Linked DNA regions of Mus musculus: region 2 is linked to region 1. Evidence: chromatin contacts called from ENCODE Hi-C or POLR2A ChIA-PET data. All regions are on one chromosome and are shown on one strand. Each heading gives the region's core, a stretch centred on a gene start or an enhancer-like site at or near the end of the contact. The rest is flanking DNA. Distances are from core to core; before and after follow the strand shown.

Region 1 (6,947 bases), core at 208-2,707:
ACCATAACAAATATTATTATGTCTGTAGAGAGCAGAGACGTTTGTGTAGAAAGAAAAGAGCTGCAAGCAGTAAGTGATGTAAGACCTGGGAAGGGTGGGACGTGAGGGTCCCTCTGGATGGGAGGACAAAGTCAGAGCAGCCCCGGCTGGGAGCAAGGAGTGGTCTATGCCAGACAGCCTCATCCTCTGATGCATTTTACTTATTTAACTTGTGTCTGTCTGTCTGTCTGTATGTATGTATGTATGTATGTATGTATGTATGTCTCTATGTGTCTGTGTTTGTCTATCTGTGTGTCTATCTGTCTGTCTCTGTGAGTGTTTATGTATGCATAAGTATGAGCTCAGGAGTGTGGGCAGGTTAATGCAGAGGGAAACACTGGATGTCCTTCACAATTGCTCTCTGCCTATTTTTCTAAATGAATGTTTATTTTGTATGAGGAAAGGGGGTGCATGCAAGCCATAGCACACGGGTGAAAAGCAGAGAACTAGTGGGACTTCATTTTCTCCTCCCACCACGCTGGGCCCTGGGAGTCAACTCAGCTGACCAGGACTGGCACTGAGCCAGCCAGCTGGCCATTCACCTTATTCTTTGGCATAAACTTACATTAAACTTGGAGCTCTCAGGTAACTTACCCCAGAGGCCTCCTGTCTCTGTCCCATCAGCACTGGGTTCTCAGGCGTGTTCCACAGTGCCCAGCTCTTTTAAGCGGGTCCTGGGCATTTGAGCTCACATCCTCATCCTTGTACTGCAAGCACTTTATCCACAGGCCCAGCCACCCAGCAGCAGCCCCAGCCCCCTCAAGTACCACAGCTCTGGCACTGCCTTCCACAACCCTCCTTCCCACGTGGCCATGGCCTCGAGTGCAGGGTAGAGAAGAAGAGGGCCAGGTCAAGGGTGGGCAGGAGCTTAGGTGTGTCAGGCCAACAGTTAACAGAGAAGACTGCACTCACAGGGCTCGCTGTCTGCTTGGGTCCACCCTTCTCATTCTAGCGGGCTCGGAGGGAAACTGCTAACATTAGGTTCTGGGATAACACTTGTGTTACGATCTTAGGTCTGAAGGCCTGAAAGTGTCGCTGAAAACTGATCTGTCCCAGAACAGATGGCATCCCAGGCACTTCTACAGGGGAGGAGGACTTTGTGGAAAGACAGACATGGTGGCTGCTGGTTTTCCTGCAGCACAGCAGTGCCCTCTGGTGTTTCACGAGTAAAACAGCTACTTTCCAGGCTTCTGTTGGTTTTCTTTTCCTTGAAGCCAGATTTGAACCTAACAGATTTTCATTTGAGAAGTTCCCTGAACTTTGATCTTCCCAGCTCTGGGAATCTGGATGCTTGGGATGGTAAAATGTTCATCCTGGGGATTAATCTCTGTGTTGATTCCAGAACCTGAATTGTTCCCAAAGCAGTACAGGAATGAGCCTTCTTCTAGGCTGCTCTTAAAAACCTCACTAGGCTTGCAAGAGTCTTAGGATAGTACAAAAGGCCAACTAAACTCATGCTCCTCAGAGCAACACACACAGGATACACCTCCCAGGGTGGGGGAAGTGAGACTCAAAATCAGGGTCATTGACCCTCTCACCCCAGCTTTCTAGGCCCTGTGTTAGTCTCAGGCATAGCACCCTCAACCTGCCTACAGACTGCTGGGTAAGATGCCAGCAGTGGATCTCCTTCATCCCCTGTAAAGAACCGCTTCTCAGCAAGGGAGGGCTTGGTGGAAGGATGGACCTGGTGGCTGCGGGTTTTCCTGCAGCGCAACAGCGCCCTCTGGTTCTCTGTCTTCAGAAAACCTAACCACCTCCTGCCTTGACTGAGCTCACTAATTCAGTATTTTTCAGACTTCTAACATCAACACCCAACCACGACCCCACCCCACCCCTGCCATCCTTGCTGTAGCTTCTCTTTAGACATGTTTAAAGCTCATTTGATCCAATCCATATGTTTCCCTTTCAATGAGCATACACTTGATGGCATGTTCTATAACTTTGGCTACCAGGGATCTCAGTCATATTTGAGATTTAACTACATCAATTACATGGCTTTTTATCAGCCACCTATTTTGTATTGTTTTTCACTAATTTATTAATGTACATATCTTTTTGTATTAAGGATCAAACCAAGGGCTTCTTGCATGCACTGTATAACTAAGCTATACTCCAACCTTTAAATGCTTTAAACTTGAAATATAAATTTGTCCTGGCCTATTTGAATGAAATAGCATAGCCAAATACCATAGGCTAGCTTATCTCAAAAACCCAGATCTCATTTTCTGTGTCGTGGCAGCAGAAGTTGGAGTCCCCCAACCACACTGTATCTCCAGTCAGGAAGCAGAGAAATGAATGCTTGTGCCCACCTGGCCTTCTCTTTTTTATTCAGCCCAGCACCCTCTCCCATACCCTGGCTCCACCCACATTTATGGGGACCTTTCTCCCCAGTTAAGTCGATCTAGAAACCTGATGAGGTAATTTGTTAAATCTGCTCTATCTCCTGGCAGGTACACACACACTTCTCACCACCTGCCCTTATGTTCTGGATCCCAGATGGAAACACACACACACACACACACACACACACTTTATATTTTAATATGGTATAACTAGCTTAATGGTTAGGCCACTTCTGAACCTCCATGTGGCTAACACACTCCCCTCCAATATTCCTGAGTTAACACACTTACTAAATCTGTATTTTATCCTTGCTGCCCTGGACCCTTCTGGGGTCCTCCAGGGGCTGCTTTCCCCTTTGCATCTACATTTCAGCCGTCTCTCCCTCCTGCACTTTCCCGGTGTGGTCTCCTACACCCTTGTCATGGTGGGATGCCCTCTTCCTTCTCTTCTGCATTTCTTGTCCAGGAATCCTAAAGGCCCCACCTCTGTCTCCCTGCCCATCCATTGGCTGCTGGCAACTTTATTTCCCAGTCAGAGCCAACTGGGGACAGGGACCCTCAGTTCAGACGTGTGGGTTCCCTGTGATTTTGGGAGCCGAATGAACACAAATAGCATTAGAACCAATCCACAACAGAAATCCCTCACAAATATGCCAGAGATTTGTCTCCTAGGTGATTCTAGATCCCATCAAATTGACAAGCAGTATTAACCCTCACAGGGGGACTTAGCATAGAGGAGCCCACACTCTCTACCCATTATGATGCAGGGCACTGCCCCCTCAGTCCATCCTAGCACATCCATTCCCCAGGCTTGTCTCCTGAGCTAGAATGTGCAGCAGGCTTCAGTTGCATTGGGGTGCATGTCCTGCTGCCTCCTTATGGAGAGTGCCCAGTGCTTCCTGGGGCTGGATGACAAAGGGAAGGTAGAGGAGCCAATTAGTGGCATAATCTCCTGGAGCTGCCCATGGTCTCGTCAGAACTAGGACATGCTCTTGTATTGGGATGTGGGGATTCTGTTCTCCAGAGACCCTGAGAAGCCAGGCTTTGCCTAGGATCAGAAGCCCATGGGACAGAGGGAGACTACAGGGATCTGGGTGAGCCAATCTGGGAGTCATCTCTGCCATGGGTCTTTCCCCCAGGTGAGCACACAGGGAGCTTCTTGCATCTGCCAGACTCGGGGCCCCTTCCTGGTGTCCCTCAGAGAGAACTTCTCTCTTAGCCAGTTTAATGATCAGCCCAAGAAGAACTGAAAGACATTCCGCCTCACAAGTGGGAAAGACACATTCCCCTGGTGTCTCCACTAGCATCCCAGCTGAAGGACTGGTCCATAAGACAAAAGGGTTTGCCCCAGGCAATTTTCTTCTTGAAAGCTAGACATGCATAGGTTGACAGATACGGCTTACATCTTGGTTTTATCACTGTGTTGAGGTTTGTTTGCTCTAGGATTCTGATTTGTTTGGGTTCTATTCATGTGTGTATGTGCATGTGTGATGTTCAAGTGTGTGTATGTGCATGTGTGGAAACCAGAGATTGATGCCCTATGTCTTCCTCTATCACTCTCTCACTGAATCTGAAACTTGCCGTTTCAGCTAGACTGGCTGGCCAACTAGCTCTCAGGATTTTCCTGTTCCTACCCCCAAGTGCTGGATGTCCAAACGTGTGCAGTCATGTCCAGTTCTTATACGGGCTCTGGGGATTTAAACTCAGGCCCTTGCTTGATCAGCCAACACTTGACCCACCGAGCCACTGCTCTCACCCATTTGTCTGTGATTTTGAGACACAGATCTCTTATAGCCCAAGCTGACATTGAGCTCAGAATTTATGCAGCCAAAGAGCCCCCAGTCTTCCTTCTTCCACTTGTTCAGTTCTGGGATTTTAACTATGAGCTATCACTTGCAGTTTGTGTCACTGTTACAGATACGTGACTGTAGGCAAGTGGCTTCAACTCCTTATGTCTTAGGTGAATGTTTGTAAGATAACCGTCAAAGGGATCATTTATCCTGAAGTGGGGCTTAAAGAACTGCTCATAAAAGCGTTGGTTCTGAAGATGATGGTGGGTATGATGATGGTGGTAGTGATAATGGTAATGATGGTGATGATGGAGATGATGGTGATGGTGATGATGGTGGTGGTGATGGTAATAAAGACAATGCACTGTGACAATGTTGGTGAGTATGATGATGGTGGTAGTGCTAATGGTAATGATGGTGATGATGGAGGTGATGGTGATGGTGGTGGTGGTGATGGTAATAAAGACAATGACTGTGACAATGTTGGTGATTATGTACATCTTGGTTGCTGCTCTGTGATTGTCATATAATACCCTGACAACAAGCAACTTGGGGAAAGAAACGCTTCTTTAGGCTCACAGTTCCAGGGGCTACTGTCTGTCACGGTGGGGGAGGCATGGCAGTCAGGAACGGAGTGACAACATTTTCTCCTTACATAGGAGGCATAGAGAGAAAAGGAAGTGGAGTCAGACTATAAGGCCTAAAAGCCTACCCTTAGATGTACTTCCTCCAGCAAGGCTCCACCTCCTAAAGACTCCATCACTTTCCGCAGTGGTACCACCTGTTGAGGCTAAGTGGCCAAATGCATGAGCCAGTGGGGACATTTCTCACTCGAATGACAGCAGTGTCTAAGGAAGGGAGAGGTCCTAAAAGTTAAAGAGTGGTGGAGTTGTCTGTACAGTCCTCTGTGATCCACGGGCTGGCAGAGCTCTTGTCCCTGCCTGGTACCTACCTGGTGCATGACCAAATTATGCTGAGTGTGTTACTGTCTGCTCTCAGACTGTGGCCCAGTGCTACGGTGTCTTCCCTGGCCTCACAGAAAACGGGTCCCGTGTGTATTTCTTTTCTATGATCAAATTTTCTGCTTCTAGATTTTTGCTTAAGAAGAACACACACAAACATACACATACACACATACATACACACACACACACACATTCATTGCCATATTGTAATCCCAGCCAAAGACCCAAAGACAGCCAGGTCATGGTAGAGTGCACTCATTCCTAGAGTAAGGAAACATCTGGAAATTTGACTCATGAAACCCAGAGTAGTCAGACCGCATCCTTTGGAATGAATCTACAGGCTGAAGGATGGCCCTGGGCTTAGAAGCCTGGTCACGCTGTGAGGGTCGTGAGATACCCAGCCTCAGCTCTCTCAAGAAACTGAAAGAAAATCATGAGAAGGGAACCATTGAGGAGTGGGACCTACTTTCTCCTTTTCTGTTCAGCCGAGGACCCCATGCCATGCACCGGTGCTGTCCACATTTACAAAGGGTGTTCCTCGCTCAGTTTACCCAATCCGGAAACCTTCACGGACATGCCCAGAGTCTTCACTTCTGGATGACTCTAGATTCTTCAAGTTCACCATCAATATTTCTAGTGTTTTGTAGTGTGGGCAAGTCCTATACAAAGAATAAAGCCCTTGCTGTCGGCTATATCTCTGCCTTCAGGTCAGAAGGCCCAGAGTGGATTCTAGAAAGGACTAAGGCTCCCCACAGAGGATGCTGTGCTAGGATCCTAAGTGACACCATCTCTGAAGACCCACTGCTGAGTGGACTGCTGAGCTGCATAGGACAGAAACCTGCTGCCAGTCCAGCCTTCCCCAGACAGTACCAACTGCATGTGGCCTCAAGCCTTTGCTTTGGTCACTGGATATGTGCCTGACACCTGGGCTGTCACCCTACAGAGACAATAGAACACTGTCTGCCTGGAGAACATCAGCTCCAGTGCTGGCTGCCAGCTCTGGGAAACTCCAGAGGCAGCTGCCTTCTGAGTATCATGTCTCAGGGTTCAAGGACAGGGACTGTGTCCTGACAGCTGGGAGAACCACTGTTATCTCACGGGCCAGTGACTGGTCACACATAGGAGAGTTGTGGACAAGCCTCCCACAGCCTGACTCCACTCAGTGTCTTAAAAGAGCCACTTCTTGTCTCCTGGACAAGACAGTCTCTGTGTCTCCCGATGGCCTTCCTCTGAAAACAGCATTGTCAGAAGGCAGTAGTTTCATTGGTAGAGCCCTTGTCAAACATACATGGGTTCAATCCCCAGCTCTGGAAAGAGATCCCGTCTCAAAAAGGCAAATGTTGAAGAGAGCAGAAATGCTAATACTGCCCATTGTTTTGAACAGGAACTGAAATCCTGAGCAAGTCGGTTCGCATCATCTTCTCCACATTAGGAGTCTGTACATTTTTTGCAATCGGCTACATGGTCCTGCCGCTGTTTGCATACTTCATCAGAGACTGGAGGATGCTGCTGCTGGCCCTGACACTGCCTGGCCTGTTCTGTGTTCCCCTGTGGTGGTGAGTACAACCGCCATTCCCAGCCAGCCCTCTGCCTTGTGGCAGGCAGGCACTCCAGAGATGAGCCCACTGTTCACCTAGCTGTGTCTGCGTGCTCTCTGCTGCAGCTTGCCCTGCTGCCTCCAAACTTCCAGCACTCTGCATCTCAGTGACTGGGCACATGCATTGTAGGAAGCCTGTCTCAGACTTCTTCCAGATACTTCCCACTCCAGTCTCCTGCCCATGTATTTCCATGTGGTCTGTGGAGCTGGTACT
Region 2 (6,974 bases), core at 3,000-5,499, 100 kb before region 1:
GTCAACTCCCCAGGTCACCTCTCAATGACTTCCTCTTACACCTTGGATGGGCTGGGGAAGAGGAGCAGCAGGGATGACTTAGTGTGGGGTCTTAGGACATTGGACACCTCTTAATCTTGGCGAGCTTGGCTTCCTCCACAAGGATGTACTCCTTCAGAGACTGTACCAGGTCCTTCTCTGCGTAAATCAGATCGGTCATGTGCCCTACAGGAGAGAAGCATGGGCCAGTGAGAAATGGATGAGGAATGGCTTATGGAAATTACCAGTACAGAAGTGAGTGCTCCTGCCCAGTATATGCCAGTAAACGAGGAATCACAGGGACTGGTAGTTAAAGGGGCCTATTCATTCACACGCCGTGACCCCCGACTTCAGGAAGATAGAAGCAATGTGTCAAGAAGATGCCTGGGCAAAGCGCACGTGCACTGGGAACGACTTTAGGAGAAGTTCTAAATCTCTTTGTCCCCTTGTCAGCCGGCTGGTCCTGTCAAAGGGGCATGGATATCTAAGGGCGCATCACATGGAAATCAGCTCTTAACCTTCAGTTGAAAAGGAGAGAATCTGGTCCTTGGAACTGAGAATGTTCATTGCATAGACTGGCCTCTTGCCAAGGACTGAAAAAGACCTGAAAGCTACTTGCAGTCTGCACTTCCAGAGAGGAGAGTCCAATTCAGAAAGCTGCCTCCCAAGATGCATGTTCATCAGGATCTCCTGGGGGTGCAGGGGTCAGGGATAGGGGGAGCCTTTGTAAGTTCCATTCTCCCTGGACTGGTCAAAATCACTGACTAAACTATCCCACCCTGAACGAACCTCAGGCAACAGCCCCTTGCACTTAGCTGAGGGCTGCTTAGGTAGACTAGAGTTCTGTTGCCACATACCAATGGAGGTGAAGAATTCTGCCTGCACCCAGCTCAGGACACCGAACCAGGACATCAGCAACACCAACACCAACACCTGGAGCTTCATAACTGGAAAGGGCAGTACCTGCAAGGCATTCAGGAGCAGTCATCAGGTGGGCACGGTGGAAAGACGTGGGGGGGGTGCATGCCTGGAAACTCAGACTGGGTTAGGAGGGACAAAGTTCAAGGCCGCCTGAACTGCATACCAAGACCCTGCGAGAAGACAAATCCATACACGCCGTGCACATACATAAACACACACTCAAAGATGTCACTAAATAAAGCATTCAGGATCACCCAGGGGATGGGCCAGAACATGGAACCAGAGACATGTGTTCACTTATGGCCCCTGCCCCGGTTTTGTTTTATTCTGTTTTTCTTTTTGGAGACAAGGTCTCATTTTGGAGCCCAGGATGGCCTGGAAGTCACAATCTTCCTGCCTCAGCCTCCCAGTTGCTAAGATTATAAATGTATACACCTGACTTCCCGCCTACCCGTGTTTCTTACTTTCTAATACATATGCCAGGTTAGCGTCAAGAGCCACATGGAGGAGGAGCCAATTCACAGAGTTGGTTCCCAAGATGCCAAGATCATCGGGATCTCAGGAGGGGAGGAAGCACCTCTGCAAGCTCCACTCTCCCCAAACCAGTGATGGAGGCCATGGTATCCCAACGTGAAAGTGGCCTCCGGCAGGAGACTCCCTTTGTACATGGACTGAGGGTTGCCCACACAGAGAAAGGTCCCGTTGCCACATATCAATAGAGGCAAAGGATTCAAGAACCTGGATTCCGACCATAAGGAAGTGATAATAGAGAAGAGACAGTGACAAAACCAAACCAAAACAAAACAACCTGAGATAACATGGCCAGGGTAACCAAGCAAGCTGACTGTACAGAGTAGACAGACAGCAGAAGAGGAAAACTGACCTCTGCCAGCCTGCACCTGCCTCCGAGTGGCAATTCTGAGCAGACACGGCTCTCTCTGTACTGAGACACCTTCTCTAGCTACTCCCTACTCATTCACAAGCATTTACTTACAACCCAGAGATTCCAGGCAGCAAGCTAGGTGCTCAGGATACAAAGGTGACTCAGTCTCACACAGTCAAAACACTGGGGCTGGGCTGCTGACATGAGGATGAAGCCAACCACTGCCTTCTCACCCGACTAGAAATAGGCACAGTTCTGAGGGACGCAGCAGCAACCTGGGACAAGCTTCACTGGCAGCCAGCCTAAGTCCACAGTGGGGCCTTCAGACATGTCTCCCATCCAGCCATGCAGCCCAGAACGTGCGGAAAAGCCACCACCCAGCTGAACCTTGCCTGTTCTTCCTCTTCTTGTTCCAACTAAGCCAAGTCTCGGAATGGCTCAGATGGAAATTTACTATCAGATGGAAAGCAAAGAAAATAGAGAAGGCAAAAATGCCACACACAAAAAGTAGGAAAATCTTAGAGTTGGGAGGCTCTCTGATGTGGAGGGCCAGCCAACTGCCCCTCAGAGTAGGGGTGATTCTCTGCCCAAGCAGGAGACCAGACCAGATCTGGATGAATTGGGGGCTGCATGGAGCTCCCTGCTGTGTGGCCAGTTACAACTCTACCTAGTCAGAAATCAGGCAGCATAGTCAGGAAACCAGAAAGCCTCTTCATGCCTTTCAAATACCACCCACAGTCCATACCTGAGAGCAACCAGGTTTCTTTACTACACGAATGCCAGCTGTCCTTTCTCTGGAATGTGCTGCCTGGCTTAGATGAGTCCATCCACAGCCTCAAAAAAGCACACATGGGCTTTAGGAAGCAACTTACCAAGTGCCTTCAAAGCCCTGTCCTGGCAGGGGAGATGGGTTTGAAAGCCCTGTTGGTCCAGAGAACTGGGCACCCCCAGGCAAACTGTTCTCAGGCTGCCACACTGACACTTCCATTCCAAGCAGGGACATCTGATCATCTCTTCTGACCCCAGGGCCCCTGAACTCGAAAGGTTTCATATAAAAAGTCACCTAACTTGGGTCAGGTGAGAGGAGGTGCTTAGCCTGAGTACAGCGGCTCTCTACAGTTTGGAGAATGTCAGCCCTTCATCAGAGCTACACCCAGTACTCACCCAGGACAGAAAAAGTGAGAATTCACGTGTCTGGCCAGGGCCAGTGCTGCCAAAAGCCTTCCCAGGAGCCCCCAGGAATCCATGAAGAACAATCCAGGAGGTGGTCATGGTCAAATCTCATTTTATGAAACAGCACCAAATAAGAACACGGCTGAGCATTGAGCTGCACCTCAGGGTTTAGAATAAAGTCTATCTAGCAGCAAGCACCCAGGGAAGTATTCTTCATCAGATTTGTCCAGACAAAATACAACTAAAGAGTTTACACATTGTACAGTAGCTTAATATAAGCTAAATAACAATAAACACTGTATGAATATCAACATAGAAAGATCAAAGCAGCCTGGCAAAGGCCAGCCCCCCAATAATACATTATGCTCCATGTTTTGAGAGGAAAAAATTATGTAGGAATGCATGTAAGAAAGAATTATGCTTTAACTGTATCTTGGTGGCATGATTTTATTTGTCTTTTTATCTTTGTTTTCTTGATCTTTCTATAAGACATTCTATTAGAATTTCTTAAAAATATATAATTTTGTAATATGTTTAATATGTAAAGGAAACAAAGTAGGACATTCTCAACTGAACTCCAAAGGGGCCTTGGCAATCGCAGTGTCTGGACCCCTGTGGGGAGGTCTTGCAAAGCTTGCCAATGTCCCAGTGACAGTAATTCACCCACCAGGCAACTGGCACCATTTTTCAGCACGGCGATTCCAAGACACACAAGCAGAGGTCCCGCAGCGAGCCTGCTCTTTGGAAAGTACATTTATAACCTGGCCAAGTAGCCATGAAAAGATGTTTCCAGCTGCAAACCAGCAGCGTCCTCAGCTTCTCCCCTTACCTCATCGGGGAAAGACCCTCTGCCAAGCTCCCAGCTGCAGCCCAAACACTACAGCTTGCTCTTTCACAAAGCATTTAACAGCCTAGAGACTGAACATGAGTTTGTAAATAGGTCTTGCCTGGCACTGGGCAAAAATGCTGTTTGCCTTCAGGGGAGGGATAACTGCCCCCAACAGGACTGACTCTTCAACCTCCTTTTCCACCACGGCCCTGCCTGCTGCATCATGGCTAACTCGAGGCTGGCAGAGCTGAGAGGAACCAGGTACTCTCCCAGTTGTGCACAGGTCCCAAGTGCTCCCACTACTGAAGAACACGGATGTCCGTACAGCCCCAGAAGTACACCCACGTCCAATTACAGAACATTGTGCCTCAGTCATCACCCTGGTCTACCTGTAGCACACCCTTCAGCCATGCAGGCCCCACCTGCTCTGACCTCTCCACCTCTGGACTGGCTTCCCTCCAACACTGTTCTACCAAGTAGCCAACAAGGCTTGCCAAAGCCCTCCCTTTGGCTCCCCATGACTAGCAAGACATGGTCCAAATACCTTAGCCCAAAGAGCCCTTGTAGCTCTGTGACCTGGCCCTGCTACCCTCTCCAGCCCCATTGCACCACCCCAGACCTCAAACTTTCAATGACTTCATGTCAAAAATATTTACCTTCACCAAGAGCCTTCCTTGTGAGAGCAAGATCTCTGCTCAGTGAAGCCAAATGATCTCCCCTCTCCCAAGAGTCCTCCTGAGTCTCATCTCTCAGTGTCCATTTAAGGAAGCACATAAAAGATCAGTTAAGGGACTCTCTGGCCTTAGACTTGCAGCCCCATGGCTGTCAGAAGAGGAAACGGGAACTGAATGGGCTTGACAAGAATGCATGTGTCCCGTAAAGTACATCTGTCCTGACATCATCTCTCTGTTCAATACGTGAATGCTGGAAGCCTCCTGCTTCAATAACAGGGCAGTGTACTTACAGCAGAGAAGCTGTCGGAAGTCCACAAGCCAACACTGAGCGGGGTTCTCATCAGGACCTCCACAAACGGACAAGTTGAACTTAACTTACCAAAAATAAACTTCACCAAAAGATAAAAGGCATCCCTGCCACGCTACAGCCATGCCCTGGGCTCCAAACCATCTATTCTCGCTTAGCCAGGGAGAAGACACTGCTGACCCAAGGTGATTCTCAGACTCCTCCCAGTCACTCTTGACTTGCCTCTCCAATGGCTACAGAGGGGCAATGGCTACAGACTAGGGAATGAGGGAACCCCAGCTGATGAAGGGTGACGTATCAGTGGGAGTCGACACTTCCTCCAAACTCCTCCTGTAAGAAATCATCTACAGTCATGGAGTCCCCACAGAGCTTGCACACAGAAGTAGATAGACCCGACATGGCTGAAGAGCCAACAATCTCCACACAGAGGGGCCAGCTGGCTAAGGTACCCCCTGGTTGTTTCCCATTCTTCTCTCCTTTCCTCTCACCCCAGCTGCCCTGCAATACACTTCTCCAATAAGTATTAAGCACTTAAGCTCTGCCTCGGGCTCTGTTTTCTGGGAACCTAGGCTAAGATAACCACGGTTTATGTTTCCAAAGATCTTTCATTTCTACCATCTAATTCTCACAAAAACCTTGTAAGCCAGATAACATCTCTGCTCCAGATACAATACTCCTGCCTTGTCCACGGAGAATAGATTCCAAGAAGCCCAGTGCATGCCTAAAACCACAGATAGTATCAAAACCCTGAGATGCTGCCTTTCTCGGTAAGTACACACCTATGATAAAGCTTAATTTAGGAATTAGACACAAGGAGAGATTACCAACGGAACAAGGTGGAGTAATTATAACAATGGACTGATATGAAATGCCCAGTGCTGAATAGGTTACTTGAGCACTCTCACTGTTAATACTGTACAGCCCACCTGATAACTGGCTATGAAGGATGGAAGGACTAACAATGGATAGTGTATACCACATGGATACACTAAGGAAGGAATGATACACTGGGAAGGCCAGCGTAGAGTGACACAGACTCCGTCACAGAACTTAGGAGAGCCTAGAGTTGTTATGTCTTCTATTTTCCAATGACTATTTCACAGTGTGGTTGACCATGAATGATGAAAACTACACAAAGCAGGAATGAGGAGGAAACGGTACTGTAAACCACATAAGAAGAACCACCGAGGCTGCTGAAGGCACGTCAGCAAGCTAAGCTTCCCCAGCTAAGGCCCCTCCTGCAAGACACACTGATACCATCTGTAGTGGCTATTCCTGGTTGTCAACTTGACAATATTTGGAATGAACTACAATCCGGAATTGGAAGGCTCACCAGTGACCCTTATCTGGAGGCTTGGAGATCCTTATCTGGATCTTGGTTTGAAGATCTTGAGCCATAGTGGCTATGGATTCCAGAAGATTGAATCTCCGAGTTAAGGAACACACCTTTAATCTGGGCTATGCCTTTCATCTGGGATTAAAGGTGTGGTGGAACACACCTTTAATCTGGGCTACACCTTTTGCTGGAGACAATATAAGGACATTGGAAGAAGGGAGTCTAGCTCTTGCTCTTGCTCCTTCGCCTGCTTGCTGCGTGAGACTGAGTAACTGCTAGATCCTTGGACTTCCATTCACAGCTGCGACTGAACCATTGTTGGGAATTGGGCTGCCGACTGTAAGTCATCAATAAATTCCTTTACTATTTAGAAATTATCCATAAGTTCTGTGACTCTAGAGAACCCTGACTAATACACCATCCTATCTTACTCAGTAACTGTCATAGCACCTGTGCCTTCCCAAGACTGCGAATCCACACTGCACTCAGATTGAAAACTTGGTCACAGATGTCTCAAAGGTTCGCAGATTAAGAAGCCCATGACACCCGTACTTGGAGGCCACCAGGAAAAGGAGAGTTCATGGAGGAAAAGTAAGGACACCATTCCCTGAATTCAAGCCAGAGTCATGTCTACTGGACATGTCACACATTATCACCCCGGGAGCAGGCATGCCTGCCATGGAGTCAGAAAGACCCAGAGTTAAACCCTAGCTCCAACTGTCATTTCCTGGCGTTGTAACCTTGGAGTCCTGGACTTTTTGATCCTTAGTTTTTTTCATTTATACAACGGAGACCATCCTTAGGACCTATACTTGATAGTTCTGTGAACTGAA

Evidence for each region. A loop is a pair of places that touch in the nucleus more often than their neighbours do. ChIA-PET counts read pairs that join two places held with the same protein, here RNA polymerase II (POLR2A).
Region 2: a loop to region 1 is called in a map of regulatory T cell, with 2.1 times the contacts of the local background. The contact joins two enhancer-like sites. A Hi-C loop is called at or near these places in 2 of 37 maps with a recorded cell type or tissue (mouse trophoblast stem cell and regulatory T cell). POLR2A ChIA-PET finds 5 or more read pairs at or near these places in 1 of 5 experiments (Patski).

Annotation. Positions count from the first base shown.
Region 1 is chr11:53,997,122-54,004,068 of GRCm38, reverse strand. Slc22a4 (solute carrier family 22 (organic cation transporter), member 4) reads left to right here. Exons shown (of 10, transcript NM_019687.4): 4 at 6,521-6,692. Among named protein-coding and RNA genes, the nearest start is that of Slc22a21, 20 kb to the right of the region's middle. Within about 2 kb of position 1,457, at least 1 of the 3 ENCODE cell types and tissues checked has a DNase peak (open chromatin) inside an H3K27ac peak, as active enhancers do.
Region 2 is chr11:54,104,216-54,111,189 of GRCm38, reverse strand. P4ha2 (procollagen-proline, 2-oxoglutarate 4-dioxygenase (proline 4-hydroxylase), alpha II polypeptide) reads right to left here. Exons shown (of 16, transcript NM_001136076.2): 3 at 876-981; 4 at 108-204. The coding sequence starts at 963. Among named protein-coding and RNA genes, the nearest start is that of P4ha2, 6.8 kb to the right of the region's middle. Within about 2 kb of position 4,249, at least 2 of the 3 ENCODE cell types and tissues checked have a DNase peak (open chromatin) inside an H3K27ac peak, as active enhancers do.